6 separate regions of the Mus musculus genome follow, and regions 1, 2, 3, 4 and 6 are each linked to region 5. A link is a loop called in an ENCODE intact Hi-C map of the cell type or tissue named here. Cell type or tissue: heart. All regions are shown on one strand. Region 1 holds the start of Slc16a2 (solute carrier family 16 (monocarboxylic acid transporters), member 2). Region 2 has its middle 9.7 kb from the start of Rlim. Region 3 has its middle 67 kb from the start of Rlim. Region 4 has its middle 23 kb from the start of Slc16a2. Region 5 holds the start of Gm53059 (predicted gene, 53059). Region 6 holds the start of Ftx (Ftx transcript, Xist regulator (non-protein coding)).

The links. Hi-C counts contacts between places; a loop is a spot of excess contacts. Peaks named below come from ENCODE experiments on the same cell type or tissue, not always from the same donor. Only the 100,000 strongest peaks of a DNase experiment are listed, where the experiment ranks them.
Region 1: a loop joins it to region 5, with 5 times the contacts of the local background. A loop is called at or near these places in 10 of 42 quality-filtered maps.
Region 2: it touches region 5 in a loop (2.6-fold over the local background); 3 of 42 quality-filtered maps call a loop at or near these places.
Region 3: it touches region 5 in a loop (7-fold over the local background); 9 of 42 quality-filtered maps call a loop at or near these places.
Region 4: a loop joins it to region 5, with 10 times the contacts of the local background. A loop is called at or near these places in 14 of 42 quality-filtered maps.
Region 6: a loop joins it to region 5, with 2.4 times the contacts of the local background. A loop is called at or near these places in 2 of 42 quality-filtered maps.

The regions. Positions count from the first base shown.
Region 1 is chrX:103,820,076-103,825,075 of GRCm38, forward strand. Slc16a2 (solute carrier family 16 (monocarboxylic acid transporters), member 2) reads right to left here and starts at 1,913. Exons shown (of 6, transcript NM_009197.2): 1 at 1,280-1,913. The coding sequence starts at 1,727. In heart, no CTCF peak of the experiment used is centred here; DNase peaks (open chromatin) are centred at 396, 1,976 and 2,566; H3K4me3 peaks cover 2,699 bases; H3K27ac peaks cover 1,702 bases; H3K27me3 peaks cover 4,231 bases.
Region 2 is chrX:103,988,506-103,993,505 of GRCm38, forward strand. No RefSeq gene overlaps it. Among named protein-coding and RNA genes, the nearest start is that of Rlim, 9.7 kb to the left of the region's middle. In heart, CTCF peaks have their summits at 2,129 (motif pointing left) and 3,399 (motif pointing left); no DNase peak of the experiment used is centred here; H3K27me3 peaks cover 1,579 bases.
Region 3 is chrX:103,912,238-103,917,237 of GRCm38, forward strand. No RefSeq gene overlaps it. Among named protein-coding and RNA genes, the nearest start is that of Rlim, 67 kb to the right of the region's middle. In heart, a CTCF peak has its summit at 2,783 (motif pointing left); no DNase peak of the experiment used is centred here; H3K27me3 peaks cover 2,356 bases.
Region 4 is chrX:103,842,549-103,847,548 of GRCm38, forward strand. No RefSeq gene overlaps it. Among named protein-coding and RNA genes, the nearest start is that of Slc16a2, 23 kb to the left of the region's middle. In heart, a CTCF peak has its summit at 2,904 (motif pointing left); no DNase peak of the experiment used is centred here; H3K27me3 peaks cover 1,188 bases.
Region 5 is chrX:103,693,148-103,698,147 of GRCm38, forward strand. Slc16a2 (solute carrier family 16 (monocarboxylic acid transporters), member 2) reads right to left here. Exons shown (of 6, transcript NM_009197.2): 6 at 4,267-5,000. Gm53059 (predicted gene, 53059) reads left to right here and starts at 1,405. Exons shown (of 3, transcript NR_168947.2): 1 at 1,405-1,512; 2 at 2,641-2,828. In heart, a CTCF peak has its summit at 2,743; DNase peaks (open chromatin) are centred at 2,364, 2,704 and 4,834; H3K4me3 peaks cover 2,124 bases; H3K27ac peaks cover 2,180 bases; H3K27me3 peaks cover 4,173 bases.
Region 6 is chrX:103,622,757-103,627,756 of GRCm38, forward strand. It overlaps Ftx (Ftx transcript, Xist regulator (non-protein coding)), which reads right to left and starts at 998. Exons shown (of 11, transcript NR_028381.1): 1 at 791-998. In heart, CTCF peaks have their summits at 81 and 1,961; a DNase peak (open chromatin) is centred at 975; H3K4me3 peaks cover 1,262 bases; H3K27ac peaks cover 1,077 bases.

The sequences.
Region 1 (5,000 bases), 130 kb after region 5:
CAGCAAAGCTGCAAACAACACACCTCCTTGATTGAGGGAGGGCATGTCTAAAAGTAATCCACAGTGGGCATCCCAGAATTCAAGGTTTCGATTTCATTTGATCGTCCAAAAGGACCCTCTTTTGGTGGTTAGCAAGAGAGGACCCCCAGAACTCCAAGGGAACACTATGTTTTACACTTTTTTCCCAAGTAGGGAACTTGAGTAGATGGTGTGCACACTTCCAGCTATCCTAACAGCTCAGGGAGGGAGCCAGATTTTCATGAAAGGATATCTCAAGCTCCCGGCTAAGTCCAGAAACCTCTCAACAGAACAGCTGAGGGATTTCTGCAGAGCGAACAGCCTGAGTTTCCGGAGGTCACTGGAGGGTCTCCGTGCTAGGGAGTCTGCACACAACCACGTGCCTGTAAGGTGAGGGCTATGTCTCCAACCCTGCCAAGTCTTAGGGATGCCCGAGTCAGTCCCAAGCCAAAGCTGGAATGATGGGTCAACATTTTAACTTCAGGGAGAAAGAAGCCCCCATCCGATAACAGAGGTGTGGGGCCCTAGAAACCGCGCAGCTGAGGTGCGGACTGAGGTGCGGACTGAGTTGCAGGACCCATTCTGTATCCAGTCTTCCTGCCTCCTTTGAGGCTGGCTTCCAGTGCACATTGAGCCGCTTGCTCCCCGGGAACGGCAGGCGATCGAACGGCCTGACTGGGCCGTACCCACAGCAGGCAGAGACGCGCGCACCCCCCCTCCCCACTACACTCCTCCCTTTCTCTCCGGCGACACACACGCCTGCCATGTGTTGACTCTGAGCGAAGAGTCATCAGGATTCCTGAAAGTGGGTTTTGACAGAAAACCGCTCTGATCCCCAAAAGGAGCAGGGGCTGCTGCGGGGACCCGTTGTTCGGTGTTTATCTCTGAGCCCTTTCAACCTTCCTACTGTCCTGTCTACATGACTTCGCTTCCCGCTCCCGCCCCCAAATCCTCCAAATATTTTCCCCAGCACACACGGGCAAAGTACTTTAAACAATCTAAAAGGTGAGTCTGGATTTGTCCCAGGGCAAAAAGTTCATTGCTCGCCTGTAAGCAATGAATGCTCCAGTTTTCACCTCCCGGGACCACTTCAGCCTAGGTCTCCATTGCTCAGGCTGCCTATAGCCCTGCAACCCATGCCCTAGCAAGAAGGAGTGAGAAAGGCGATTCGAAAGGGCGCTTTAGACCAACAGGTATGGGGATGACGGTGGGGGCGGACGCCCTTGTCCACAATGCCAGGTGGGGCACGTGGGCCACTCACCTGCTTGGAACTCCACTTGGCGATTTTTCTCTTTTTCCTCCTCTAGTAGCATGGAGTAGAGGATACCAACAGAGTTATGGATGCCGAAGATGGAGCCGTTGCACCAGGTGGCTGCAAACACCACTATCCAGCCGAAGCCACCTTCGGGAGGCTGAAAGCCACGCGCGGTGCCTCGGGTTTCCACAGTGGGCGTGGGCTCGGGTTCTTGCACTGGCTCAGCCTCAAAGCCCAGCTCCGGCAGGGGTGCAGGATCGGGTAGGGGCTGGGGCTCGGGCTCAGGCTGAGGCTCGGGCGGGGGCACTGGCACCGGCTCGGGGTCAGGCTCCGGTTCGGGCTCCGGCTCTGGCTCCGGCTCGGGCACAGGACTACACACCGGCTCCTGATATTCCTGGTTTGCCTCCTGACAGGGCCCCTCAGCTTCCTCGCTCGCCGGGCTTGGCAGCGCCATCGCGGCTAGGGGACTGACTGTGGCTTGCCGGAGGAGCTGTTGTCTGGCTGGTACTTGTTTCTGCTGCTACTGCTCCTGCCGCTCCGAGCACTGCCGCCGCGGCTGCCTGAGACCCTGCCTCCTCCTCCTCCCAGCGCCCGAGCTGGCCAGCCTGTCCCGCGACAGACGGTCCCCTCAAGCCCTCTCCTTCTCCTCCCCCGTCCAACCCCCCTCCTCGTCTCCCCACGTCATCTCTCTCTCCTCCCCCTCCTCCTCCCTCCCACCTCTTCCTCAACAGGCAGCCGCTACAACCTCGCTCTTCTCCCCAGCCCTTCCTCCTCTTACTCGCCTACCTACTCTAGCCTTGCTGCCGCCCCAAACTCCCTTTTCAAATTACTGACTCCTATTCTTGTTCAGATGGCTTGGAAGACGAATTAAATTAGCAAACGGAGCAGAAACTACCCTTTTACCCTACCTTCTCCTCCCCGCAGGTCCCAGAACCCACAGATCAACCTCTAGCCTCGAAGGAAGACCCTGCCTGCTCCTTGAGTCCACTCCCTCTTGCTTTCAAGCAACTTGCAGCTAGATTGGTCCTGGGAACCCCAAGACTAGAGCTGGTCCGTGACAGACCCCACCCTGTTCTCGGGAGTCCCTGTGTTCCCACTTGGACTGGAGACCGGTGACCTAGAGAGTGCAGCCTGGGACAGAGGGTGGGCACAATCTTCTCAAGCCTGGAACTTAGACACCCACAGACCCACGCACCCCTCAGAGTCTCCCCCTACCCCCTACCCCCTACCCCCTACCCCCGCGCTTCCCGGCAAATCCCTGGCGGGACTGAGGGGAGGAGGCGCAGCGGGGCCCGCCCCTCCGGGCAGTCAATCAGGGCTTTGTTTGCGCCAACCTGGAGCCCAGAGGAGCCACAGAGGGCCGGGTCTAGACTTGGCCAGGGCAGACTCTGGGCCAGGGGCCGGGCCAGGAAAGGAGGGAGGCACGAAAGCACCAGAGGGTGCCCGGCCCATGCCCCGGCGGGACGCAGAACACAGTTCAGGTTATTCTTGCTTCTCTGTTCCAGAGAGCAAGAAATGGGGTCCATCCTTTCGTCTCAGCTCCAAACTCTGTCTCTGTAGCTCCTTCCATGGGTGCCTTGCTCCCAATTCCAAGAAGGGGCAAAGTATCCACACCTTGGTCTTCGTTCTTCATGTGTTTTGCAAATTGTATCTTATATCTTGGGTATTCTAAGTTTCTGGGCTAATATCCACTTATCAGTGAGTACATATCATGTGAGTTCTTTTGTGATTGAGTTACCTCACTCAGGATGATGCCCTCCAGGTCCATCCATTTGCCTAGGAATTTCATAAATTCATTAGACTGTCATACCCGGGGATCCATCCCATAATCAGCCTACAAACGCTGACACCATTGCATACACTAGCAAGATTTTGCTAAAAGGACCCTGATATAGCTGTCTCTTGTGAGACTATGCCAGGGCCTAGCAAACACAGAAGTGGATGCTCACAGTCAGCTATTGGATGGATCACAGGGCCCCCAATGGAGGAGCTGGAGGAAGTACCCAGGGAGCTGGGGGGATCTGCAACCCTATAGGTGGAACAACAATATGAACTAACCAGTACCCCCCCAGAGCTCGTGTCTCTAACTGCATATGTATCAGAAGATGGCCTGGTCGGCCATCAGTGGAAAGAGAGGCCCATTGGTCGTGCAGACCTTATATGCCCCAGTACAGGGGAACGCCAGGGCCAAGAGGTGGGAGTGGGTGGGTAGGGGAGTGGGTGTGGGAGGGTGTGGGGGACTTGTGGGATAGCACTGGAAATGTAAATGAAATAAATACCTAATAATAATAATAAAAGAATATACATATATATATGAAAGAAATGGGGTCCAGATCTAGCTGCCACTTTAGTCAAGGGCAGCACAGCTCCTGACATCCTGATCAGGCTGGACCCTTGGGCCTGGACCTCTGCTTTTAAGAGTGCAGAGGGATATCTTTCCAACACCATCTCTCTCACACCCACACTTCAGGCAGTAACCTCAGAGTCCCATGGAATGCCCAAGACTCAGTAAGGGAAAGTTTGGGGGAAGGGGACTCTGCCTTGCTGGTGAGCCACAATGTACCAGCTCAACTCTCACCTACTTGGTGATTCCAAGCAACTCTGCCTCCCCTAAGGGTCTGTGCTGCACTAGCAAAGAGGGTGAACCCCAGTTCCATTTTTACCTGGAATCTGATTAACCTTTCTGCTAGGTGAAACTGCCTGCTGGCTGGAAACGCAGCTCAAGGCGCCTGGGCTCCATCTGATGCCAATGAACACAGTCTTTAAGCACAATTGGGTGGCAGGCAGGACAGGGATGTCCTGTGGCTTGTGGTTCCATGAAAAAGCAAGCAAATTCACAGATCACACGGTCACGCCAGTCCACAAAATAGGCATTGTGTAAATGAATAGAGCAGCTCTCTTATTGACAAGTAGCAAACCTTATCACTTGCTTCTTGTGGCCTCCAAACTGAACCACAACTCAGATCAGTCATTTATTACTTTAAGGTCATGAAGGAAGGCAAATAAAAAGTAAACTTTAAGGCAAGTCTTCACACAGAAAAGCCAGAAGCCCCCCCCTCCCCGATCTAACACAGGAGTGTAGAACTTGTTGCTGAGATGAGGAAAGCTATTACCTAGCTAAGCCATGACAGGGTTCTGGGGTAAGTTATGTACAACGTGGGCTTTGGATATGGAGTGGAGTTTTTAACAGGTGGCTTGGAGGTGGTTTCCTGCTTTAGAGCCTGCCCTGATCCCAAGATACAGAGACACAGAAGGACTCTACTCATAGAGAGAGGAAAGTGAAAGTTAATCAGGCCAAAAACTTAATATGTATGACGCTTCTCCCAGAGAACACTTGCATTTTAATAAAACTCCACAATGCTTCAGCCATGAGGAATGAGAAACCATCGACATGCTGAGTGCTGAGGCTAAAGGTTTGCTTTCCAGCCAGGGGATCCATCGTTCACATTACCAGCTGTCCTCTAGGACAGCTCTAGACTTGGTATCTACTTGCAAAGAACCTGACTGAAACCCTAAAAAGAGTTTTGTTCCAGTCCCAGAACTGAGTAAAATCATAAATTTCTGTACGTCATTTTGATTCCAGCTATCTAAATTCTATTTCCCTTTTGGTTTGAATGGGTTTTGAGATCACCGGAATGAGAATGCAGAGGGTGGAGGCATGGCAGGACTCACTGAGGTTCTCCTGTAAACCTAGCACCGTGCTAGGCCCTCTGCATACATAATGTCA
Region 2 (5,000 bases), 300 kb after region 5:
TACAATAATATATACATGTATATTATATATTATGTCTCGGCCTTCCAATGGCTTTACCCCTTGAACCATCCCACCAACACAGCACAGTCTCCTTTTTAGTGTTGTGTTCATACACGTCTCATGTGCACATGAAGCCCACAAGACCATCCTTAGGTGTCATTGTCAGGAAAACCATCTATATCCTTTGACACATAACCTCTCTTGGTCTGAGGCTCATCAATTAGGCTAGATTGGCTGGCCAGTGAACCTCAGGATCTTTTCATTTCTGCCTCTCCTGTACTTGAATTACAAGTGTGTATCAGCGCACGTAACATCTCCCAAATGACCCTTCCCCCAATTCCCTGTTTTCACTCTAAAGACGCTCTGAGACAAAAATCTCACTTGAGATGTCTGGCCAGGCCTTCTTGCAGTCCTCTCAGTCTCTAAGTTAAAAAAAAAAAACCCAAGATCTCTGCTTTTTCCTCATATCATTTAGCCAAGTAAATTCAAATTTAAGAAATTTCCTAAAGAAACAAATGGGGAACCGGGCTGTGGTGGCATACACCTTTAATCCCAGCATTCAGGAGGCAGAAGCAGGCTGATCTCTGTGAGTATGAGGCCAGCCTGCTCTACAGAGCAAGTTCTAGGATAGCCAAGGCTACACACAGAACCCCTGGCTTGAAAAACCAACCCTCCCAAAAGAATCTAGGTTCGTTTTTCCACATGCAGCTATCCAATTTGACCAGCATCTTTGGTGAAGATGCTGTTTTCTCTACAGCATGCACTTTGGGCTACTTTGTCAAAAATTAGGTGTCTGTAGGTGTTGGAATTAGGTCTCTGTTCTCAGTTCCATTCCACTGATCAATGTGTCTGTATTTATGACAATACTATGCTGATTTTATTACTAAAGCTCGTCAGTACAGCTTAAAAACAGAAATGATGAGACTTTCTAGCAGCTGTTGTATTGTTCGGGATTGTTTTGGCTAACAGATGGTTTTTGTTTCCATAAGAAGCTTAAGATTGTTGTTTCAATTTCTGTGAAGAATTGTGTTGGGATTTTGATGGGGTATTGCATCATCTATAGATTAACGTGAGACGGCCATTTTTACAATATTGGTCCTACCAATCTACAAACATAGTGAGTCTTTCCATCTTCTAGTGTCTTATTCAATGTCTTCTCAATGTTATGGATCCATTATTATATAAGCTTTCCCCCTGCTTAGTGTAAAATTTGAATAATATTATTTTTCCTATTTATTTCTTAGTATGTTTGTCATTGTGTATATATATGTGTGTATGAAAATTACTGATTTTTGTGTGTTAATTTTGTATCCTGCTATTTTACCGAAGGTGTTTATCAGGTATAGAAGTTCACTGGTGGAATCTTTAGGGTCGTTTAGGTATAATATACTGTCTGCATAGTTTCTTTGATCCCAAATACTTCCTTTTGGGGCCTTTGCTCTCTCGCTCTTGTTTTATAGCTTTAGACAACACTTCAAGCACTATACCGCACAGGTATGAAGATAGGAGATATCCTTGTCTTGTTCCTGGTTTCAGTAGGAATCCTTTTCATTTAGAATGATGCTGGCCCTGGTCTTGTAAACTGCCTTTATTATATTGACTTATATTCCTGTATCCCTAGCTTCTCTAACACTTTCATCATGAAGAGGTTTTGGATTTTGTCAAAGGCCTTTCCTGCATCTGATCATGTGGTTCCTGTCTTTCAGTATGTTTATGTAGTGGATTATGTTTACTGATTTGCATATATTGAACCATCCCTGAATCTCTGGGATGAGCTTGAGCAAATGAATAATCCTTTCGATGTGCTCTTGAATTTAGATTGCATTACATCCGTGTTCATAAAATGTTTTGGTCTATACTTTTTCTTTCTTTCTTTTTACTGAGTCTTTTTTTTCCGGTTTTGGTATCAGGGTAATTATGGCTTCATAGAAAGACTTTAGAAATGTTTTTTGTTTTGTGTTTTGCATAACATTGAGGAGTATTGCCATTAGGGCTTATTTGAAAGTCTGATGGAGGGGCTGGTGAGATGACTCAGCGGTTAAGAGCACTGACTGCTCTTCCAGAGGTCCTGAGTTCAATTTCCAGCAATCACATGGTGACTCATGACTGGGGATCTGGTGCCCTCTTCTGGCATGCAGGTGTATATTCAGAATAACACTCATACATTAAATAAATAGGTAAATAAATAAAAATGTTAAAAATCAGATGGAATTCTGTGTTAAATGCATCCCACTCTGGCCTTTTTCAGTTGGGAGAGTTTTTCAAAAATCTATTTTTTAAAAATATCTCATTAGCTATTATGAACCTATTTAAATTATTTGCTTATTTAAAAAAAATTATTCTCTTGTACATGACATTCCCACCTCTGTTTCCCTTCCATCCACTCTTCCTAGTCCCTCTCCCGACCATTCCTTGCCCTCAGATCCACTCCTCTTGTGTTTCCCTTCAGAAAACAGCAGGCTTCCCAGGGATATCCACCAAACATGGCACATCAAAACAGCAGGCTTCCCAGGGATATCCACCAAACATGGCACATCAAAACAGCAGGCTTCCCAGGGATATCCACCAAACATGGCACATCAAAACAGCAGGCTTCCCAGGGATATCCACCAAACATGGCACATCAAAACAGCAGGCTTCCCAGGGATATCCACCAAACATGGCACATCAAAACAGCAGGCTTCCCAGGGATATCCACCAAACATGGCACATCAAAACAGCAGGCTTCCCAGGGATATCCACCAAACATGGCACATCAAAACAGCAGGCTTCCCAGGGATATCCACCAAACATGGCACATCAAAACAGCAGGCTTCCCAGGGATATCCACCAAACATGGCACATCAAGTTTCAGCAAGACTTGACACAAACCCTCATATCAAAGCTGGGTAAGGCAACCCAGTAGGAGGAAAAGGATCCCAAACTCAGGCAAAAAAAGTCAGAGACACCCCCAACTCTCACTGTTCGGAGTCTCACAAGAACGCCAAGCTACTCAATCGTAACATATATGCAAAGGACCTAGGTCAGACCTGTACAGGCTCTTTGTTCAGTTCCCATGAGGCCCGATTAGTTGATTCTATGGGTAATACTTTCCTGGTGTCCTCAACTGCTCTGACTTCTACAATCCTTCCTCCTTCTCTTATGCTGAGGTTCCCATGGCTCCATCTAGTATTTGTCTGTGGGCTTTTGTATCGGCTTCCACCAGTTGCTGGATGACACCCCTCTGCTGCTAATTGTGCTAGGCACTGATCTACGAGTATAGTAGAGTATTATAAGGAATTATTTCATTGACTTTTTTTATTTTTTGCTGGTCCTGTTCGGTTCTATCCTGGGTCTCAGGCTGTCCTGCCTCTGGTTCCTGGCCATCCAGGAAGTATGAGGCGTGGGCTCCCTCTTGTGGTCTTGGTCTGACGTTGGACCAGTCATTGGCTGGTCACTCCCCTCAAGTTCTACCTCACCTTTACCCCAGCGCGTTTTGCGGGCAGGATAGATTGTAGGTCGAAGGTTTGGTGTCTGGGTTGATGTCGCAGTCCCTTGCTTGGTTATAAAAGATGGCCAGTTTAGACTCCATATCCCGCATTACTAGAAGTCTTCACTAGGGTCACCCTCATAGATTCCAGAGAATTTCCACTAGGTTTCTATATTGAGTACTGGGAGAGACAACTGGATAACATATAAAAGTCAAAGGGAAATCAGGTCTGATATTTTCTCTTCCACTCAATCCAGCTTGTTAATGAGGTTTTCCTTTGATCTCATTATCTATCTATCTATCTATCTATCTATCTATCTATCTATCTATCGAGACACCCTCTCTGGGAATTTGCTATGTAGATCAGGCTGGCCTATAACTCACAGAGATCATCCTGCCTCTGTCTCCCAAGTTCTGAGACTAAAGTTGTGCACCACCAGATCTGGAATGTCCTAAGATTTATTTTTGATTTTTATTTCATATCTACTTTTTTCTTTTTTCTTTCTTTCTTTCTTTCTTTCTTTCTTTCTTTCTTTCTTTCTTTTTTCTTTTTTCTTTTTTTTCTTTTTTTTTTTTTTTTGGTTGGGGGTGTTTTGAGACAGGGTTTCTCTGTATAGCCCTGGCTGTCCTGGCACTCACTTTGTAGACCAGGCTGGCCTCGAAATCAGAAATCTGCCTGCCTCTGTCTCCTGAGTGCTGGGATTAAAGGCAAAGAGTCTATTATTACATTCTATTTTCACATCTTAAATTTTTATTTATTTATTATTTCATTCAACTATGTTTTCACCATTTTCATTTAGACATTTATTTATATCCTCTTTGAGCCCTTGAAGTGTAAGGACTTCAAAATAGCATTTACAAACACATATTCAAAGTGCTTGATTCCAAGTGTTGGGGTTACATTGAGGTTCTGGATTCAGTCTCCAAGTGGTTCCAGATCAAAGTAGTAAGGCTGGATAATAGTTTAGCAGTGGGTGGGGATCTGCCTTTGGGTATCTCTAACTGGGGTTCAGCATCAAACTCTACAATATCCCAGGGCCAAGAAGTGTGTTGGGTACCTGAGAGTTAGGAAGAATGGTGGGATAACTCTGGGAGTTCCTTCCTGGAATTCAGATTCAGACTCAGATTTTGTAGTCTAAGAGGTCCCAGCAAAGTGTGATGGGTCGGGTAGCTGGTATTCATTGGGAGGGGCTATACTGGCTCTGTAAGTTCCTACTTAAACTTATGGTTTAGACTCTCATTCAGACTCCATGGAGTCCCAGATCTGTATGGTGGATGGAGTACCTGATAGATGATGAAGGCAGCACTGGCTATGGAAATCTCTAACTAGGCTTCTGGGTCCAGCTCCACAAAACTCAGGGTTCAACAATAGATGGGATGTCTAACAGTCTGGTATGTCAGTGAACTGAGAATTCCTACATGGTGTTCTGGTTCAGACTCTGGGTTTGGACTTCAAGCTCTCCCAGATCGGGGTGGTTGATGTGATGGCTGATGGATGAGCAAGCAGGGAGGAGCAGAATGGCTCTGCATG
Region 3 (5,000 bases), 220 kb after region 5:
CCTGCTCCTCCTGCTCCTCCTCCTCCTGCTCCTCCTGCTCCTCCTGCTCCTCCTGCTCCTCCTGCTCCTCCTGCTACTCCTTCTGCTCCTCCTGCTCCTCCTGCTCCTCCTCCTTCTGCTCCTCCTGCTCCTCCTGTTCCTCCTGCTCCTCCTGCTCCTCCTGCTCCTCCTGCTCCTGCTCCTCCTGCTCCTCCTGCTCCTGCTCCTCCTGCTCCTCCTGCTCCTCCTGTTCCTCCTGCTCCTCCTCCTCCTCCTGCTCCTCCTGCTCCTCCTGCTCCTCCTGCTCCTGCTCCTCCTGCTCCTCCTGTTCCTCCTGTTCCTCCTGCTCCTCCTTTTGGCGCCCAATGACAGGATTCCATTAGAAAAGCAAAAAAGCCATGCTCCACTATGTTCATAGCAGCCTTATTTATAATAGCCAGAAGCTGGAAAGAACCCAGATGCCCCTCAACAGAGGAATGGATACAGAAAATGTGGTACATTTACACAATGGAATACTACTCAGCTCTTAAAAAGAATGAATTTATGAAATTCCTAGCCAAATGGTTGGACCTGGAGGGCATCATCCTGAGTGAGGTAACCCAATCACAAAAGAACTCACATGATATGTACTCACTGATAAGTGGATATTAGCCCAGAAACTTAGGATACCCAAGATACAAGATACAATTTGCTAAACGCATGAAACTCAAGAAGAATAAAGACCAAAGTGTGGACACTTTGCCCTTTCTTAGAATTGGGAACAAAACACCCATGGAAGGAGTTACAGAGACAAAGTTTGGAGCTGTGACGAAAGGATGGACCATCTAGAGACTGCCATATCCGGGGACCCATCCCATAATCAGCTTCCAAATGCTGACACCATTACATACACTAGCAAGATTTTGCTGAAAGGACCTAGATATGGCTGTCTCTTTTGAGACTACGCTGGGGCCTAGCAAACACAGAAGTGGATGCTCACAGTCAGCTAATGGATGGGTCACACGGCCCCCAATGGAGGAGCTAGAGAAAATACCCAAGGAGCTAAAGGGATCTGCAACCCTATAGGTGGAATAACATTATGAACTAACCAGTACCCGGGAGCTCTTGTCTTTAGCTGCATATGTATCAAAAGATGACCTAGTCGGCCATCACTGGAAAGAGAGGCCCATTGGACACACAAACTTTATATACCCCAGTACAGGGGAACGCCAGGGTCAAAAAGTGGGAATGGGTGGGTAGGGGAGTTGGGGGGAGGGTATGGGGGACTTTTGGGATAGCATTGGAAATGTAATTGAGGAAAATATGTAGTAAAAAAAAAAGAAAAGAAAAGAAAAAAAGCTTCCACTGGCCGTTCCCCCTACTCCACCTTCCCCCACCCAACCAGAGAGAGGTCTCTCCTATCCTCTCCCTAGCCACAAAAGCCAAAGACCTACAAAACACTTAGACAAAACCCCGCCAAACTCCATAGTCCCTTATCCCAAACAACAACTCTGTAATTTTCGTAACTCCCTTGCAAAAACAAACCCCACCTCCCATGCTACCCAGAACTACAATACAGAACTAGAATCCCAAAATACTCTAGCATTTCCACTAATATTAACCCTAATCTAACTAAACCGCTCAACTGCTATCCATTCCAGCCTCAGACTTAATAGAACTCAGGCAGGCAGTGAAGGAGGATGTTATCCAAGCACCCTGGACAAAATCTCTCCTACAGAGCCATATTGCCAAACTAAACATGCCCCAAGATTGGAGAGATATTTGCTGCTCCTCCCTGCCCGGCCCAAAGTGGGAGGCCCTATTTCAAGATGGATGTCGCCAACAGGTCAGATAAAATCGGGACTGAGGCGACACCCCATGGGGTTTGGATGAGCTCTGGCCAGGAAGACTTTTCCACTGGAGCACAGCAGGCAACACAGCCAGCATGGTATTATGAACAGGTCACCTCTGCAACCCAAACTTGGGACAGGCTCACCCCACTCTCAGATACAGAAGACCCAGCATCCTCCCTGCTTTCTCAGTCTCCCTGGGTTCTCAGCCTGGAGAACCCCCTATCAGATTTTATTCTCAGAACTAGAATGGGCCTAGAAAGAAAAATCCCCAGCCCCACAGCCAGAGATCTCCTTCTTAAAACCATTGTATGGGAAGGCATGACTCCTGAATCCAGATTAGCTTGCCAGGGTCTCTGGGAGGAGCATCACAATAGGAGGATTGTGACAACTCAAGATATAGGAACCACATCACACCACATCACATCCGTGGCTCAGGCATTTGTGGCAGCAGTAAAAATGGAAGGAATCTGCTTCAAATGTGGAGAGACGGAACACTGAAGAAATGAATGCCCACAAAACTCCCTTCCCATAATAGATCCTAATCCCCCTAAGAAAATTTGCCCCCCCCCCCCCCGTCCACCTCTGTTTCAGGAAAGGTCTCCACTGGAAAAGATATTGTACCTCCATATATGATAAGGATGTAAGCCATTGGAGCCTTTAAACTTCAAAGGATGCAGCCCTCAGCCCGAGTCCATAGAAGCCTTATGGGTGTCCAGCATCTCAGAAGGCCCCCACCCAAAATTAACCATTAAAATAGATATAAGCCATTCATGTTCCTTATTGATACTGGAGCAGACAAGACAATTTGAAGACATGAGATCTCATGAGACTGGCAACTGATCCCTGGGTCCCAGCTCCTAGGCATAGGGGGAACCGCTGATGCATTTGGAACTTCTCATGCATTTATCACTAAACAGGCTTGTAATGTGGGAGGACCCTGATGGAGCTACCGGCCTCATACGCCCCCTAGTGGCTCAAGCAGCCACCAGTCTTCTAGAAAGATAATGTCTTTCAAGCCCTAGAGGTAGTGCTTATCATCCAATCAGAAAGAGACCACATCAAGATAGAGGACATTACCTATAAAGTTGTACCCAAATCACCCCCAATTCTAGGGGGCCACTGTTAGATTTGATACCCCTACCTTGATTGGTTCTCTAGTGAAGCCATCTGGGTCCCACGGTTGCTTCTATCAAGGGAGAAGTTTAAAGTCCTCACACAGCTGATAGAAAAACCGCTTCCACCACAACACATCCACCCCTCCCACAGTCCATGGAACACCCTGTGTTTGCTATAAAAGAAAAGAGCTCAGGGGTATAGAGACTATTACAGGGGCAATTAACAAAACCAAGCGAGTCTGGGACTCTCCTCAAGGAGGGCTGCCCTGTGTCTCAGCCATCTCTGCCAATGTCCCCCTGTTAGCAATAGACATAAAAGACTGCTTTTTTCCATCCCTCTCCACCCCTGAGACTGCAAACACTTTGCATTCTCCGTTACCCCCCCCCCCCCCACATTAACATCTCTGGCCCAGCCTCACAATATGAATGGACTGTTCTCCCACAGGGAATGGCTAACAGTCCAACCACTTGTCAGGAGGCTGCAGCTACTGCATTAAAACCCTATTTAGACAAAGGACTCAATATCTATCATTACATGGACAATAGTTTAGTTTGGGGGGACTCTTCCACCTCTGCCTCCCAACTTAAGGAACAGCTAATACTTTCTATATCTGCCCTAGGACTCAAAATAGCCCTTCATAAAATTCAACTTATTCTGCCCATTGCATTTCAGATACAAAGATCTCCTTTACTTCAATAAGCCCCCTCATATCCACTCTTTTCTTACCTCAAAAATTAACTCTCGCCTCCGTCCAGAGCTTTTTGGGTAACCTTAACTGGCTTCAACCCTGGCTCCCCCTTTCCACAAGCTCCACTCAACCTTTCTTTAACCTTATAAAAGGAGATAAAAGGCCCTCCTCACCAAGAACACTGTCCCCCTGAAGCAATCCAAGGCTGTCAATGCAGCCTTAAAAGATGACTCTTGCTTGGTATGACCCAACAATACCCATACAGCTCTTTATCTTTAATTCCTCCTGTACTCCTGTGGGAGCCCTTTACCAACCCCAGGATGTGTTGGAATGGCTCCACACCCCAATGGGTGGTGCACCTTGAATTTTAAATGAGGTGGATGCACTCATTAGTATAATTAAAAGTGTCAGGGACAGAACCCTACAAACACTAGAAAAAGAACCTGACATTCTTGTCAACCCCTTTTCTACTCTCCAATATTCAATTTTTTAAAATGAGTTTTGGCACAATCTTGCTGATCTTTTTTTTTTTAAAGATTTATTTATTTTTTTATTTATATGAGTGCACTGTAGCTGTCTTCAGACACACCAGAAGAGGGCATCTGATCTCATTACAGATGGTTGTGAGCCTTCATATGATTACTGGGATTTGAACTCAGGATCTCTGGAAGAGCAAACAGTGCTCTTAAATGCTGAGCTATCTCTCCAGCCCCCCAATATTTAATGTTAATCAAAAATCACTCCCACTTTGCTGTCAGTTTAATAAGATTCCCAGGACGAATTGACACCCATTATTCTGCTGAAACCTGGGCCTTTGCTCTGTTGTGATGGCTGCCCCTCAAGTACTATTTTCAAAAAAGCCCATAGTTGGAGTCCCTCATTATCTACTAATGGGGGAAAGAGGGGAGCTTCAGCTTAACATACTACTCCCCTGGGATGAACCCCTATCCTAAAATTCAGAGAACTGCCCCACCACTCCCCCCAATACAAAGAATTATATGCTATCTATTTAGCTCTATGAGAAGTCAAGAGCCCTCATAACCTCTTTTCAGACAGTGTATATGCTGTCAATTTGCTCCCCTGGCTGTCAAGATCCTTTGTCAAACTAGATGCCAACCCACTTTCCACTCTACTCATCCAGGTCTCCACACTCCTACAGGAAAGAGACTCCCTCATCTACATCCAGCATGTCAGATCTCACAGTCCACTGCTAAGTCCAATATCTGAGAGAAATGCTCTTGCTGACCAAACAGCCTCAACAGTAACATTCACAGCTTCCATTGAGCAAGCAGACCAATTCCATCGCAGACACACACAAATATAAAGGAACTTCATGCCCACTTCCCTGACATCTCCCTTGCTCAACTCCAAAGGATAATCCCTCA
Region 4 (5,000 bases), 150 kb after region 5:
AGTTTGCAAGTATTTTATTGAGTATTTTTGCATTCATGTTTATAAGAGAAATTGGCCTGAAGTTCTCTTTCTTTGTTGTGTCTTTGTGTAGTTTAGGTATCAGGGTGACTGTGGCCTCAGAAAATGAGTTCAATAATGTTCCTTCTGTTTCTATTTTGTGGAGTCGTTTGAGGAGCAGTGGTATTAGCGCTTCTTTGAAAATCTAGTAGGTTTATGTGCCAAAACCATCTGTTCCTGGGCTTGTTTTTGGTTGGGAGACTTGAATTGACTGCTTCTATTTCCATAGGGATTATAAAACTATTTAAATAGTTCACCTGGTCATGATTAACTTTGGTAAATGGTATCTATTTAGAAAATCATTCATTTCCTTTAGATTTTTCAATTTTCAAGAGTGCAGGCTTTTGAAGTAAGACTTAATGATTCTTTGAATTTCCTCAGTGTCTGTTGTTACAGCTCCCTTTTCATTTCTGATTTTGTTAATTCGGATACTGTCTCTCTGGCTGTTAGGTTGGCTAAGGGTTTATCTATCTTGTTGATTTTCTCAAAGAACCAGCTCTTTGTTTCTAATTTATTGATTTCAGCCCTGAGTTTGATTATTTCCTGCCGATTACTTCTGTGTTTGCTCCTTTTTTTCCCCCTAGAATTTTCAGGTGTTTGTTTGCTTGTTTGTTTATTTATTTATTTATTTATTTATTTATTTATTATTCCTGTTGATTACATCTTAAATGATAGCATGCGCGCGCGCTCACACACACACACACACACACACACACACTCACACACAAATGTGCCCATGCATACTCATAGTAGTGGAAAGATTAAGAGGACACTGGAAATGGCATGGGTCTTTTGAAACCTCAAAGCTGTCTCCCAAGGACAAATCTCCATCAGTAGCATACCTTTTAACTTTTCTCATGCAGTGTTATCAACTGGGGACCAAGAATTTAAACATGTGAGCATATGAGGGTTGTACTCACTCAATCTACTACACTTAAAAAAACTCAAAGAAAAATAAACATGCAATAAAAAAAAACTCAATAACTCAGAAAATTTATGGGAAACCTAACAAGTAAAATGGATCAAGTAAAAGACAGATTATCAGGACTTGAAGATAAAGTAGAGGACTTGAATTGTTCAATCAAAGATTATGAAAAAATGTAAAACACATGAAAGAAATATGCAGGAACTTTGAGACAGTATAAAAATTCAATCCACAAATTATAGGCATAAAAGAATCACAGGTTGAAGACACAGATCAGATTTTCAGCGTGATAGTGGAAGAAAACTTCCCCAAATTAAGGACAGACATCTCTGTGCTGGGTAGTTTTATGTCAACCTCATACAAGCTAAAATCATATGAGAGGAGTTAACTTGAATTAAGGAAAACACCTACATAAGATCAGGCTGTAAGAAAGCCTGTAGAGCATTTTCTTGATGTTGGAGGGCCCAGCCCATTGAAGGTGGTGCCATCCCTGGCTGGTGGTCCTGGGTTCTATAAGAAAGCAGGCTGAGCAAGTTATGGAATGCAAACCAGTAAGCATCCTCCTCCATGGCCTCTGCATCAGCTCCTGCCTCCAGGTTCCTGCCTGTTTGGGTTCTTGTCCTGATTTTCTTTGATGTGGGAGCATAAGTTATATAAGCCCTTTCTTTTCCAAGTTGTTTTGGTCATGGTTTTTCATCACAGCAATAACAACTCAAAGATACTATTCATGATATGATACAAGACAGATACAAGAAGCACATCGGACACCAATTAGACAGGACCCAAAATGAAGCTTCCCATGGTGTACTATATTTAAAATGCTGAATATACAGAACAAGGAGAGAACATTGAAAACTGCAAAAGAAAAATTACAAGTCACACACAAAGGAAAAGCCATCAGCATAACAGCTGACTTCTCCATGGACACTTAAAGCCTGAAGGACCTGAAGCAATGTACTCCAATTTCTAAAAGACCCTAGATGCCAACCTAGACTATTGTACTCCATAAATCTACCGGCCATAGTTGAAGAAGAAAGAAAAACTTTCCATCATACAAATAGTCCTGAGAATTCATGTCCATCAAACCAGCAAGACAGAGAGTACTAGAAGTATGTTTCAGACTAAAGAGGGGAGTAATAATAGTGAAGAGGCAACAGAAAGAAAACAAACAAAACTATAATTACCAGACTATACATTGAGACTAAGTACAAAAGCAGCAAAAACAAGAGGGCAATCAACATCCTCCTTTAAAACAACAACATTAACTATTAATGTCCTTAACTTTTTAATCAAAAGACACAGGTTGGGGGCTGGAGAGATAGATAGCTCAACAGTCAAGAGCACTTATGGCTCTTAGACACAATGTGTGCTGCTTGGCATTGTGGAGATGGCTCAACTAGACAAGGTTCTGGGGAAATCACCACACTGGGCTGGTACATGATCTAAGGTTGCAGTTTTAATGTAAAGAAAACATCTACATCCTAAATACATCCTCCATATAGCATTTAAACATTCAAAAGTTTCCCCCTAGATTGTTTCCAAGGTCCCCTAGGGGCAATAGTCAAGGCTTTATATCAAAACTAGTAGATCTTGCTAGCTGTGGTTGCTATATTTATAACACTAGCACTCAGAAGACTGAGGCAAGATGGTCAGGAGCTTAAGTCTAACCTGGGCTACAAAGTGCTATAGTATGACCCTGACCCAGCTCTCCCCTAGAAAACAACCCCTGAATTTATTGAGTATTCTTTTGGCCTGAGAAGTAACTGGATGATTCTGTTTACATCAGTCAATTTGAAGATCTGCCTGTTCTTCTGTAGCCCACTCCAGGCTCCAAGATAAGGTTATAAAGAAAAATTAAGAAACTTCCACTCAAAGTCAGTCTTAAAGATGTGCTTGAGGGTAATAGTCTCCAGCATCTAGCTGCCACCTGGTGGTCATGGATATGGATAGAGTGTTCTTTTTTTCATGGCTTGCCATCCATGCAGGGCTTCCAGTTTCAAAGTAACCGTGTTTCTCACCAAGTCTAAGAGAGTGTGGATTGGTGGAAGGTTGGAGGCATAAGGGGAAAGAAGTCGATGAAGCTAATAAGTTTTTGCTGTATTTTAATTTATTTTTTATTGAAAATAGATTCTCCTCCATTATTATACATCCTAATCACAGATTCCCCTAGCTCCACTCCGCCCAGCTCCCCCAACCTCCCCTTTCTCCCAGACTCACCCCCCTCCAGTTTTCCTTCAGAAAAGAGCAGATCTCCAATAAACAAGCAATCAAGCCACCGATGTATGAGCTTAGCCGAGTATCATTAGGAATCATTTCATTGTTTTTGTTGTTGCTGCTGTTTGTTTGTTTGTTTGTTTGTTTGCCAGTCATAACTGGTTCTACCCTAGGTTTCTGGGCTATTCACTCTCCTATTCCTGGCCATCCTGGTAGAGTCTGGCATGGGCTCTTTCTTGAGGCTTTTTCATCAAGTTAAATCAGACATCAGTTGGCCACTCTCACAAGTTCTGCATCACCATTGCCCCAGCACATCTTGCAGGCAGGACAGAATTTTGTGGCTGGGTTGGTGTCCAGGTTTCTCTTTCTGTAGCCTGCAGAGTACCTGCACTTGCCAAAGAAACTAGAACATAGGGGTTGAAGGATCTGTGCAGGCAGCAGCTTGACGACTCTAAGTTCAATGAGCTGTGTGGATGTTGTCCTCAGCAATCCTGTCCCCACCCCATCCCACCCCCACCTCCATCCGCACCCCTGCTGTCAGTTTTCAGAGAGCAACTTAGTATCAGGCCAGGTTGTTTAGGTATCTCTATGGGTGCCCCCAGGCCAGTAACTAAACAAAATGCAGCCCAGTCCCGCCACTGGAAGCCATGCCTGGCTACAAAAGATGATCAGTTTAGATTCCATATTCCCCCATTACTAGAAGTTCTCACTAGGGTCATCCCTATAGGTTCCAAGAGATTTGACTGAACTAGCCTTTCCACATCAACCTCCCCCACCCAGCCAATGCTCCCAGTTCCAGCTGTCCCTCCATGAAGAAAATAAATGTTGCTTTATGATAAGTCAGTATTGTGCTGTTTTCAAACACCTGTTCACCATGTGGCGGTGCCCTAAATCATCACTGACACAAGTTGTTCTTGCCTGAGCAATTCAAACCTTACTGTCAAAAAATTACAGTATGGGCCTCAACCTGTCTGCAGGCTCCCTCAAGAACTGGCACAAAGGCTTTTCTTTGTTTTGTGTGACTCAGAATATTCACAGACCTTGAGTGTCCTTGAGGGAGAGGCTGTTCTTAACAGTAGTTAAAGACTGCTGTATCCTTGGGAATAATGATAGGACAGCAGAGAAGATTCAAAACAACAATAAAAGACAGATGTAAAATGTCCATAAAAGAAGTTGGGGCAGTAGATATGTATAGAAATGATTTTGAAAATCTCTTATGCAATCAGAGAAGCAATACAGCTACATACACGCATAGAATAGGACACATTCTTAGATGCTCTAAGAACATCCAAACTTTTCACCTTGGGTTAGCTTATAGGTTCTACATACATAGGATGTGAAAGCTAAGGCAGAGTTATAAATCAATTACAATACAAAGTTCATATGTGAAGATTAAAAAAGTGTTGTCTTCTACCTCTTAGCTTTTTTCTTGACAACAAATCTAAATCCATGTTTGAATAATACTGTACTACTTTGTGGTACGTGTTAAGTACCTCATTAAAATGATTTCTGAGTCCTTTTTCAGGATCTATTATCATTTACATTGTTTTTTAAAGATTTATTTATTATTATATCTAAGTACACTGTAGCTGTCTTCAGACACACCAGAAGAGTGTGCCAGATCTAATTATGGATGGTTATGAGCCACCATGTAGTTGCTGGGATTTGAACTCTTAACTGCTGAGCCATCTCTCCAGCTCCCTATCACTTACATTGTTATAGAAATCACTCCACACACTTAAAGATAAAACAAAAGCTCTTTATTTAAGATCCTGGCTAAAGCCCCAAAAAGAGTCAACCTTCA
Region 5 (5,000 bases):
ACCGCCACCAGTGCCATCTCTCTGGGCCTGTCACAGCTGAAGGACGTAACTGCAGTCATGAATTGAGCCTGCAGTGCTTCTGAAGACTCCCCAGTGGAACACTGCAGCAGCATTTTCTGACCCACTAACTGGTCCCTGCCTGGTGAGATGTCTGTCTGTCTAACATTTCTATTAGCATGGTATTGTAAGGAATGTTTATGCGAATAAAATGAGCATATTTGAAAGACACATCCTCCGTAGATAGCCTGACTGCAGAGCTCCCCTCAGCCCACTGCCTGTACTCACTGTACTAATCTTCTCCTTGTGCTGAACATAGTTAACTGGCTGAATTTCCCAGTAGTTCATGGGTGTCTCCTCCCCATTAGAGTGAGCAAAGCCCACCCCATTCCAGCTTTTCTGTATGTGTATCTGTTATGTCTTCAGCGTCTGTCAGTGTTTCATTCGTGAGTTGCCTATGAGGTAGTCAATACCAAGCCATACAAGACACAGAATCTAGCTTAGCTCTTATTACTCTCCATGCTTCCATAGTTTTGCCAGGGTACTGAACTGGTCCAGAGCCTTCTCAGGGGCATTGAGAAGGCAGGGCCGAAGCAGGTGCTGACTCAAGAAGCAGGACGTAGGCTTTCTGGGAAGTCAGGGGATTTGCTTATGTTCTGTGAGATAGGGTGCAAGAACTTAGGAGAGGATGTCCAGGACCTGACTGACATTCACTACCCATTCTGGGCCTCAGCTTTTCCACCTGTAAATTGGGCCTAAGAGCTGCTGTCTCCCAGGATAGGTGGAGGATCCAGTGTGATGTGGGAGGACTGTGTGAACTGTGAATGCCTGTCTACGGGTGAAGGAGCTTTAGTTCCCATGAAAGGGAACCTCTGTCCACACAGGGAGGAGGGATCCATGTTTGGTTACTAAGGAAAAAGGGAGCACTTGCCTGAGCACTAACAAAGCAGCCGACATCTGGCTGAACAGTCTGGGAGGCAGCACTGACTTTGCCCAAGACAGAAGCAAGCTGAAAAGTTGGACTTTCCGGAGAGCCCACACCTGGTAAGTGTGGGGCAGTTGGGGGTGTCTGAGGAGTCACTTCTGCTAGGCTGAAGGGAGCAGGTCAGTGGTGATTTAGTGGAGGAATGTGTAGTGAGGAGAAGAGGGAAAAGGGCCTATCTTCAGGGCAACATGTGACTCCCCACTTGCCAAGGCTCAGTACTACCTTTGGAAGAGGGGTCCCCAGCCAGGCAAGTTCTGTTTACTCTCAGGGACTTCAGAGCAGCTGGCTGTTGCTCACTTTCTGAGGGAATTTAGGAAGGATCTGTCCTGAGTTGTGGAAATGCTCCAACTATCCAACTATCGGGACAGGAAAGGGCCCACCACGCCCCCACCCAGACCGAGGCGCCCCACGCCCTCTGGGACAGTTGAGGCTGCAGTGGAGTGACTGAAGGCTAGGTCTTCCAGTCTTAGCAGAAGCAGGCCGCCGGGCAGACCTGGATGGAGAGGGCATGGGGCCTGCCTGAATTGCAGGTAAGGTGAGGAATGCATGGAGGACGATGGCTGTCCCTGGCAGGAGACTTGGAACTTTCAGCCGAGACTCATATTCAGGCCCTTTGCTTGCAGTGTCCATTTAGCACCCTGCGTGGTGACCGGAGCAGACGCGTTGGAAGGGGTTCTCCGAAGACCCATCCAGGATCACAACGAGGGCTGGAGATACAGGGTGTGGGGCACCGTGGTCACCGCAAATATTAGTGGAGATGGCAGGGGCGGTGGTGGGCAGGGTGGAGGAGGCGGATCACCTTGGAGGAGCGGAGCTGGGACCTGTGGCAGCTGCTGTGTGCCCACAGGGCTGAGGTGTGGGGCTGCTCCTGGACTCTCTTCCCCCAGGAGGAGCTGGAGAGTAGATGCCCCTCCCTGGTACGACTCAAGGCTTGTCATCTCTCCAGGACTGGGGAGAGGACCCAGGTCTGCCGAGCAGCCGGAGTCAATGTCCCGCCTCCCGTTTTGCCCGAGACTAGGACGCAGCCCTAGCCGCGTCCCCTGCGCTGCCTGCACAACTAGATGGTCCCAGGGTGCAGGGCTCAGGGGCGATGTCACAGAGCAACGTGCAGCCCTGGCTCTGTGCTACTGGCCACTGAGGGAACGCACGGGGTGGGTGTGGTGGGGAAGGAGAGCAGGGCGAGGGTCGCCCCGCGGGTCAGTTGGGCAGTCGGGAGGCTGCGGCCCTCGAGCGCACGCGACAGGTGGTGCGGATGGGCAGCGGGGAGGGAGCCTGGCGGTGAGCATCCGGCTCGGCTCCGCCCCTCCCCCGCTTTACTGTGGCTCCAACACTTGTCAGAGGAGAGCAATGGGCTAATTTTATCCGACTGGGACTCAGCAGGAAACCGACGCTGAGGCGCGGGTAGTTCTTCCGGGCGATTGGCCCCGGAGGTCTGAAGCAGGGAGTGGAGAGGGAGGGCGTGGGGCGCCTCGGTCTGGGTGGGGGCGTGGTGGGCCCTTTCCTGTCCCGGAGAGGACTAAATTTTGGCGCCAGTATTGGTATGTAACAGGCCACACCGACTCTGAGAAGGAAAGATGTCCTCCTTTGCAAAGATGATAGAACAAATTCCTTCTGTGTCTTAATCATTGTGTCTCATTCTATTCCTTTCATGCCTTAAGTTCTCTGGCTCTGCAGCGTGCCAGACACACAGCAGGTCTCTAGGAAACACTGCAACACTGCTGACACTGATATGACCAGAAAATCCAGCCATGAAGCCGTGTGTCTGGTGACCGCTAGAGAGAGCTGAAAGGCAAGCATCTAAAGCCATTTTGAAGCACAACTTCCTCACCCCTTAGAAGGGAAGAAGGTATTCAACCCTTCTCCGCCCCCCCCCCCCGTCCGCCCCCCTCCCCCCGTTCTTTTTTTTTTTTTTTCTCCTGAGCTCTTTACTACTGCTGTTTTAGCTTATCAGAATTTCACAACTTGCTTTAAGCTTCTTGTTTTGAGCAGCGCCCACTCTCTTCTGGTACCAGCTGTCAGACACTGGAAATTGTAATCCCTGTCAGCTGGCCTGCTCTGTTTCTGTGGAGAAGTCGTAGGGAGCTGCTCGTTGCCTTTTCAGACATGAAAAGGCCCCGGGGGAAGAGCATATGCTCATAAAAAAATTATGGGATTCTACAGCTTTGAAATCTAATGATTCTTAGTGATCAAACACAGACTGAGCCCTGGGGGCGGGAGGAGGGGCGGGGCGGGGGTCTGGAGGAGGCACAGAACGGGCAGAGGATCTTGGGTGAGAGAGCTTGGGGTCTGGCATTGAGACAGAGTAATTAGCCTTAGTGGGAGGAGGCGAGGAGGCCAGCAACCCAAGGGTGTCTGCACTGAGCAAGGAGAAACAAGAATAGTCAAGAGCTGGGTGGTAAAGCATCCTTTCTCAAAGGAAACCAGTTCTTTGTCTTTGTTCCTTCTCTGTCTAGTCCAGGGACAGAGGGAGCTGCATTTTATTTGTACCTTTTGGGTGGTTGGGAGTGGAAGAACACTTGGTGGAGTCAGGTTTCTAAGGCCAAGGCGTCAGAAAGGTCTAGAGTGGCCGGGAGGGAGGGTACCAGGGTTCCGAGCTGCTTAGGAGGGAGGATAATGGTGGAGAAGGAGTGTGCTGAAAGTGAAAATTTGCTCAACTTTTAGTTTTCCCGCTGATACTCCTTTGGAAATGAACACGCTACATAGTGAATGAAGTGGACAAGTCCTTAGCTTTCCTTGTCACTGATGAACTGTGGATCTGTAAGAGCCCCTTCCTAAGCCTCATGGAGATTCCCCATTTCAGATCGAGATAAAAAGTGACTTTAGGGTCGCTCTTGGCTTCGACAGTCTTGTCTCTCTCATGTATCCCCTTTTGTTCCAGACTGTGCCTGTGGGGTTGTGTAACTGAGCTATTCTAACATCATTAAGTAGCCCAGCAATAAAATAAAGGAGGACAGATGGCGGTCCATTGTATTTGTGAATTTGCAGTGTGTCACCTTTCTCTTGAGGTGGTAGCCTAGCCTTGACAGGGCCTCCATTCTAACTCAGCCAGTAAGATGTTCTCATCTTGTGAAGTAACCACTTTTCCCATTAAAGGGGACCATACAAAATTTCCATCTGAAACAGTTTTCCCTCAGTTTCTCTCTTCCACCGTCAGCTTCCCCAGAGCACAGAGAACCAGGCAGAAATACTGTTTGGAATGAAACTTCACCTGGGAAGCTAAATTTCCTGCTGTTGATCAGGTTAAAACTATTACGCCCTTGTAGACAATGTACACACTCAAACCAGACATTTAGATCTGTTTATTTTGTTCCAAACCCCTTGAGGATTTAAATGTCCCAGGTCTCAAGCTCTGAAATTTTGTTCGTTCTCTTAGTTTTTAACTGTGGTACCTAAGAGGCTGCTTCCTACTCTAAATATTAATACTGTGCTGCTTTGGCCAAACAACATTCTCTCGGAAAGCACACAAGCCCACACGTGCACACACGCATTTGTGAAAAATAAAAAAGTAAATTGACACCCTGCCAATGTTAGGTGACACCTGAATGGGCAGATCTGGGACCTGTGAATGTCTTTCCATCATCTGGAGAGAAGTGAGTGGCAGCCTGACTCTTTAGAGCTGTCCAGCCATGAGCAACAAAGGAGGCCCTGCACACTTATTCTGCCCCCTACCCCCTAAGTGGCCTGGAGGGGGTGGGGTAAGGAGAAATGGAAGTGGAAGCATTGTTGCTTCAGTATTTTCAATGGCCTCTCCTGGGAGTCGCAGGGCTCCTGGGGCCCAGCTTCTCCTGTTCCATAGATGCTTGAGTTGACAGGACAGTGACTCCACCCCTTCCTGTCCTCAGAGCCAAGAACCAATGGGTTTTCCTTTGGGGAGTTGATAAGAGCTGGATTGGGACCAGCAGAGGGGGGCTCAGGACTTTGGCCTTGAATGAAACATCAGAGGCCAACTATGCCCCAGCTGCCTGTTAGTAACGGAAAAACTCATGTGTGGGGACCATTGTATTCTTTGGAGCCCCTC
Region 6 (5,000 bases), 70 kb before region 5:
TATATATATAATCTCTGTGGCCACTGCGTTCTGCTACTCTGGTGAGATAACTCTGTGAAGAATATATATACATATATGCGCATATATATGTATATATATTCATGCCGGGTGCATCTGCACGTGTTTCTCGCCAAAGTTATGCCCCAGTGTCTAAACCATATCATTAACAACAATCCTTAACAGGATTAACTGTGATAAACTAAGTTACACATGGAATTAAAAAAACGTCGTAGGCGATAAAGCATATCCCAAACCCAGATGGAATCCGTCAGCAGCCTAAGGGAGAGGCTACTTGGTAGACGGATTCCTTAATACAGTTAAAAACCCTCCAACCTAAAACCACTGAATCAGAGTCCGGCGTGGTGATTTACGCCTGTAATCCCAGTTTAAGCAGGAGAACGGCCGCGAGTTCGAGGCCTGCTGCTGTCAGTCTCAAACTACATTCACTCACCCCCAAGGAAAACAAAAAGCGGATGAAGCCTAATCCTAAAGACTCATCCATTTGATTCACCCTTAACAAATGAAGAACTCGAAAGTTTTTTTTGTTTTGTTTTAAATAGATGTCAAACAAAACAGTGATGCTCAGGTGCCTTAAACCTGCTTAGAGAAGTCTAAAAATCTTTCATAATATTAAGTAATGCGCAACATCCTTTTGGAGGGCTGGGGATTCGTACTGGCCTCCAGTTCTCCCTCCCCTCAAAGGAGAAAATGCACAAATTAAGGATCTCCCTGACACAAGTTCCCTCCTCCGCCCTCCATGTTACATTTTCGTCCTTCGTCGTTCCTTTACCTCCTGCTGAAGCGAGTGTCGCAGTTAAAATTCTTACGGCAGGCAGTGCCTAGAGGGTGGAGGGAGCGGCGGCATAGAGAGCCGTGCCTGGGTGGCAGCAGCGATGACTTAACGGCGATGAACACCAGGTACGAAACCTGCTATACTTGCGGCCGCGGCGCGGATGCCACGAACCCACAGCCTCTCCAGGAGCGCTGCGCTGTGCTGCAACGCATGCGCCGCGCTCCTCCCTCTCCTCAGAGCGCCCCTCTACAACTTACAGCAGCCCACTGAGTCCAGTACTCAGGTCCCTAGCCCACACTTCTTTTCCTACCTCTGCTCATACCGGCGTCCACCACCCATCCTTTCCTCAGCCCCTTTTCTAATCAATAAGTCCCCATCCTTTTTAATTTACCATCACATCTCACTACTGTTATTATTCCCTTTCTGGCTCACCCTACAATTCTTGACCTTCTCTGCTTCTCTGGAGCTCTGCTAGGCCCCCTCATATTTCCTGATGTACCCAATATTCCAAGTGTTTCGAAAACAAACAAACTAACAAACCAACCAACCAACCACTGGCATGGTGATAAGTGCCTGTAATTCCAGCGATTTATAGACAACCTCACCTCCATGACAAATTCTAGGTCAGCTTGGACCACAAAAGATCCTGAAGGAAAAAAAAATAGCCTCCACCGATCCGGGGGGTTGGGGGAATGGAAATATACGTATGTAGATTTAATTGTGGGCCCAAGTTACAAAGCCTGAAGAAAAAGTCTTTTTCTAATACCTGGAACCAGAACTCTTGGGGCAGGCTATTTTCACTCTCAGCATGTTGTTTCCTGTGGAGAATCTTGAGTTTTAAGGGTCTCCTTAAGATCCACTCCCCCTTCTTATTCAGCCCTGGATCTTGAGAGATCATCCGACTGGCTCCTGCCTGTCTATCTATCATTGCATTGAATTGTGAATTTTCATGTAGAGCATCAAAGCACCAGAACCATACAAGTAAAAAAGAGTGGGGGAGGGGAGGAGGAAGACAAAGAAGAAAAAAGGAGGAGGAAGAAGGGAAGGAGGTCGAGGAGGAGGAGGAGGAGGAGAAAAGGAAAAGCAGTCCCATGCCTGCATCTGAAACAATATCATGAGCAGAATAGAAGTAGAAGGCAGGGCCATTGGATATATTGCGACACCTAATGGACATATAGGTAACATGCATAAAAAACCCCTCTGATGTTTCAGCTTTAGTAAGACATCCCCACTTTGACAATTCCCTCCCTGGTTTCTGAAAGAGCTTTTTCTTTGAGGGGGAAGGGAGTGTGATGGAAAAGCTCTTTTCAGCCCAATTTGAGCAATGAAAGAAGCCTTTAAGCTAAGTTTACCTGGAGTTCACTACAAAAGTGTTAGCTCACATCTCGAACAAAGTTGTACTCATGCAGAATTAACAGGCTGTACTTACAAGCTCCAAACTAGGTCTGGAGAGATGGCTCAGACGTCAAAAGCACTGACTGCTCTTCCAGAGGTCCTGAGTTCAATTCCCAGCAACCACTTGGTGACTCACAACCATCTGTAAAGGACTCTGATGCATTCTTCTGGTGTGTGTCTGAAGACAGTTCAGTGTACTTATATAAGTAAAAGTAAATAGATCTTTAAAAACAAAAAACAAAATAAAGTTCAAACAATTTTTCTTGTAAAACAAGCTTAGTTCCATCTGAAGATTCCATGTAAGAGAGTTTTTCTTGATTGCCACCAGGGGAAACAACATATTTGTTCATCTGACAAACTGTAAACATAAATAGAAATGTTAGAAATCATCTCTAAATTTCCAAGATATCTCTTTCCTAGAATTTAATTTCTCTGATATTTTTAATTATAAGAGATAGGAACAATTGTAGTTTAGGGTTTGAGGATGTGGCTCAGTTGGGAGAGTATTTTCCTGGACATAGCTCTGGCTTCAGATGCCCAGTACTACTTAAACACACCTGTAATGTCAGCATTCAAGAAATAGAGAGAATGATCAAATACAAGGTCATCTTCAGCTACATAGAAAGTTCAAGGCAAACCTGGGATATATAACACCCTGACCATAGAAAGACAGAGAAACAGAGACAGAGAGAGACAGAGAGAGAGAGAGAGACTGGAGAGATGGCTCAGCACTTAAGAGTACTGATTGCTCTTCCAGAGGTCCTGAGTTCAATTTCCAGCAACCACATGGTGGCTCACAACCCCATCTGTAATGAGATCTGACACCCTCTACTAGTGTGTCTGAAGACAGTTACAGTGTACTTATATATAATAGATAAATAAATCTAAGAAAGAAAGAAAAAGACAGACATAGACAGGAAGAAAGAAAGAAAGAAAGAAAGAAAGAAAGAAAGAAAGAAAGAAAGAAAGAAAGAAAGAAAGAAAGAAAGAAAGGAAGAAAGGAAGGAAGGAAGGAAGGAAGGAAGGAAGGAAGGAAGAAAGAAAGAAAGAAAGAAAGAAAGAAAGAAAGAAAGAAAGAAAGAAAGAAAGAAAGAAAGACAGACAGACACAAAAAACAGCTTTGGGGCAGGGGATATAGCACCTAAGTTCAGTGGTTTTGTGTTTGTGATCCTGTAATCCCAGCACTTGGGAAATGAGGCCGAAGGATCAATGATATTTTTTTTCTGAGACAGGGTTTCACTGTATAGCCCTGGCTGTCCTGGGACTCAGACTCACTCAGTAGACCAGGCTGGCCTCGAACTCAGAAATCTGCCTGCCTCTACCTACCAAGTGCTGGGATTAAAGGCATGCGCCATCACTGCCTGGCAGGATCAATGATTTGAAGTCAACTTAGGCTGCATAGTAAATTTCATGCCAGCCTGAGCTATAGAATGAAATCCTATTTCAAAAAAAAAAAAAAAAAAAAAGGAAGCAATGTGCAGTGCCTTCAATCCCAGCACTCAGGAGGCAGAGGCACATGATCTCTGTGAGTTTAGGCCAGCCTGGTCTACAGAGTGAGTTCCAGGATAGCCAGGGCTACACAATAAGACTCTGTCTCACTGGGCGGTGGTGGCGCACCCCTTTAATCCCAGCACTTGGGAGGCAGAGACAGGCGGATTTCTGAGTTCAAGGCCAGCCTGGTCTACAAAGTGAGTTCCAGGACAGCCAGAGCTAACACAGAGAAACCCTGTCTGGAAAAGCAAAAAAACAAAAAATACAAAAAAAAAAAAAAAATACTACAAAAAAAAACCCAAATAAACAAAAAGACTAAGCATTAAAAAACGACAACTTTAGAGTACAAATTACTAACAGCTAGGCTTGCCTGATAAACTTGAAAATAGTCAGGATATAAAACAGAGATGAACCTATTCATGTTTTTTGTTGTTGTTGTTGAGAGAAGACAAATGTCAGCAGTAGAGAGCTGCATGACATGTAAGACCTACATGACATGTAAGATTGGACCTGCCTAATGACTTAGCCTGAGAAGAGTGGAAGGAGTTTGTTGAGTTAGTTATAAAAATTATTCTCTGTGCTCTATCAGCACACCAGATGGCCGTAAACTTTTCTGATAATTAACAAGCGTTTGTTCTTTTGACTTGGTTATTGTCTCCTATTCAAAGGAATTGATTATAGCACTTGGAACCATTAATTTACCAAAAAAGTCCCAAAGAAACCTATTTGCTAGAAAGAAAGAAAGCCAAGCCAAGGAGGCCCCGAGGAGAATGCCTGGGATCCCCGGCTGGCAGAGGACTGAGCCTAAGACAAGTAGATTCAACGAGCTTTAGGTTCATTGAGTGGCACTGTTTGAAAAAAATAAAAAGAATGAAGTGAAAAGATGTTGTTTTGACATCTAAAGTCAAAGTCTGGCCTCTGCACACAGCATACACAGACACATACATAGACACAGACACAGACACACACACACGCACACACATCCACACATGAATACACGTAACCACACACACACACACACACACACACACACACACCTGTATGCACATATATACACACAAATTATAATTTAAATAAATTTGCTGGGGTTAGGGATGTAGCTCAGTGATAAAACATTTGTTTATCATACACAAGGTCTTGCATTTGATCCCCTTCACCAGAAAGAAAGAAAGAAAGAAAGAAAGAAAGAAAGAAAGAAAGAAAGAAAGAAAGAAAGAAAGAAAGAGCGAGAGAGAGCGAGAGAGAGGGAGAGAGAGAGAGGAAAGAAGGAAGGAAGGAAGGAAGGAAGGAAGGAAGGAAGGAAGGAAGGAAGGAAGGAAGG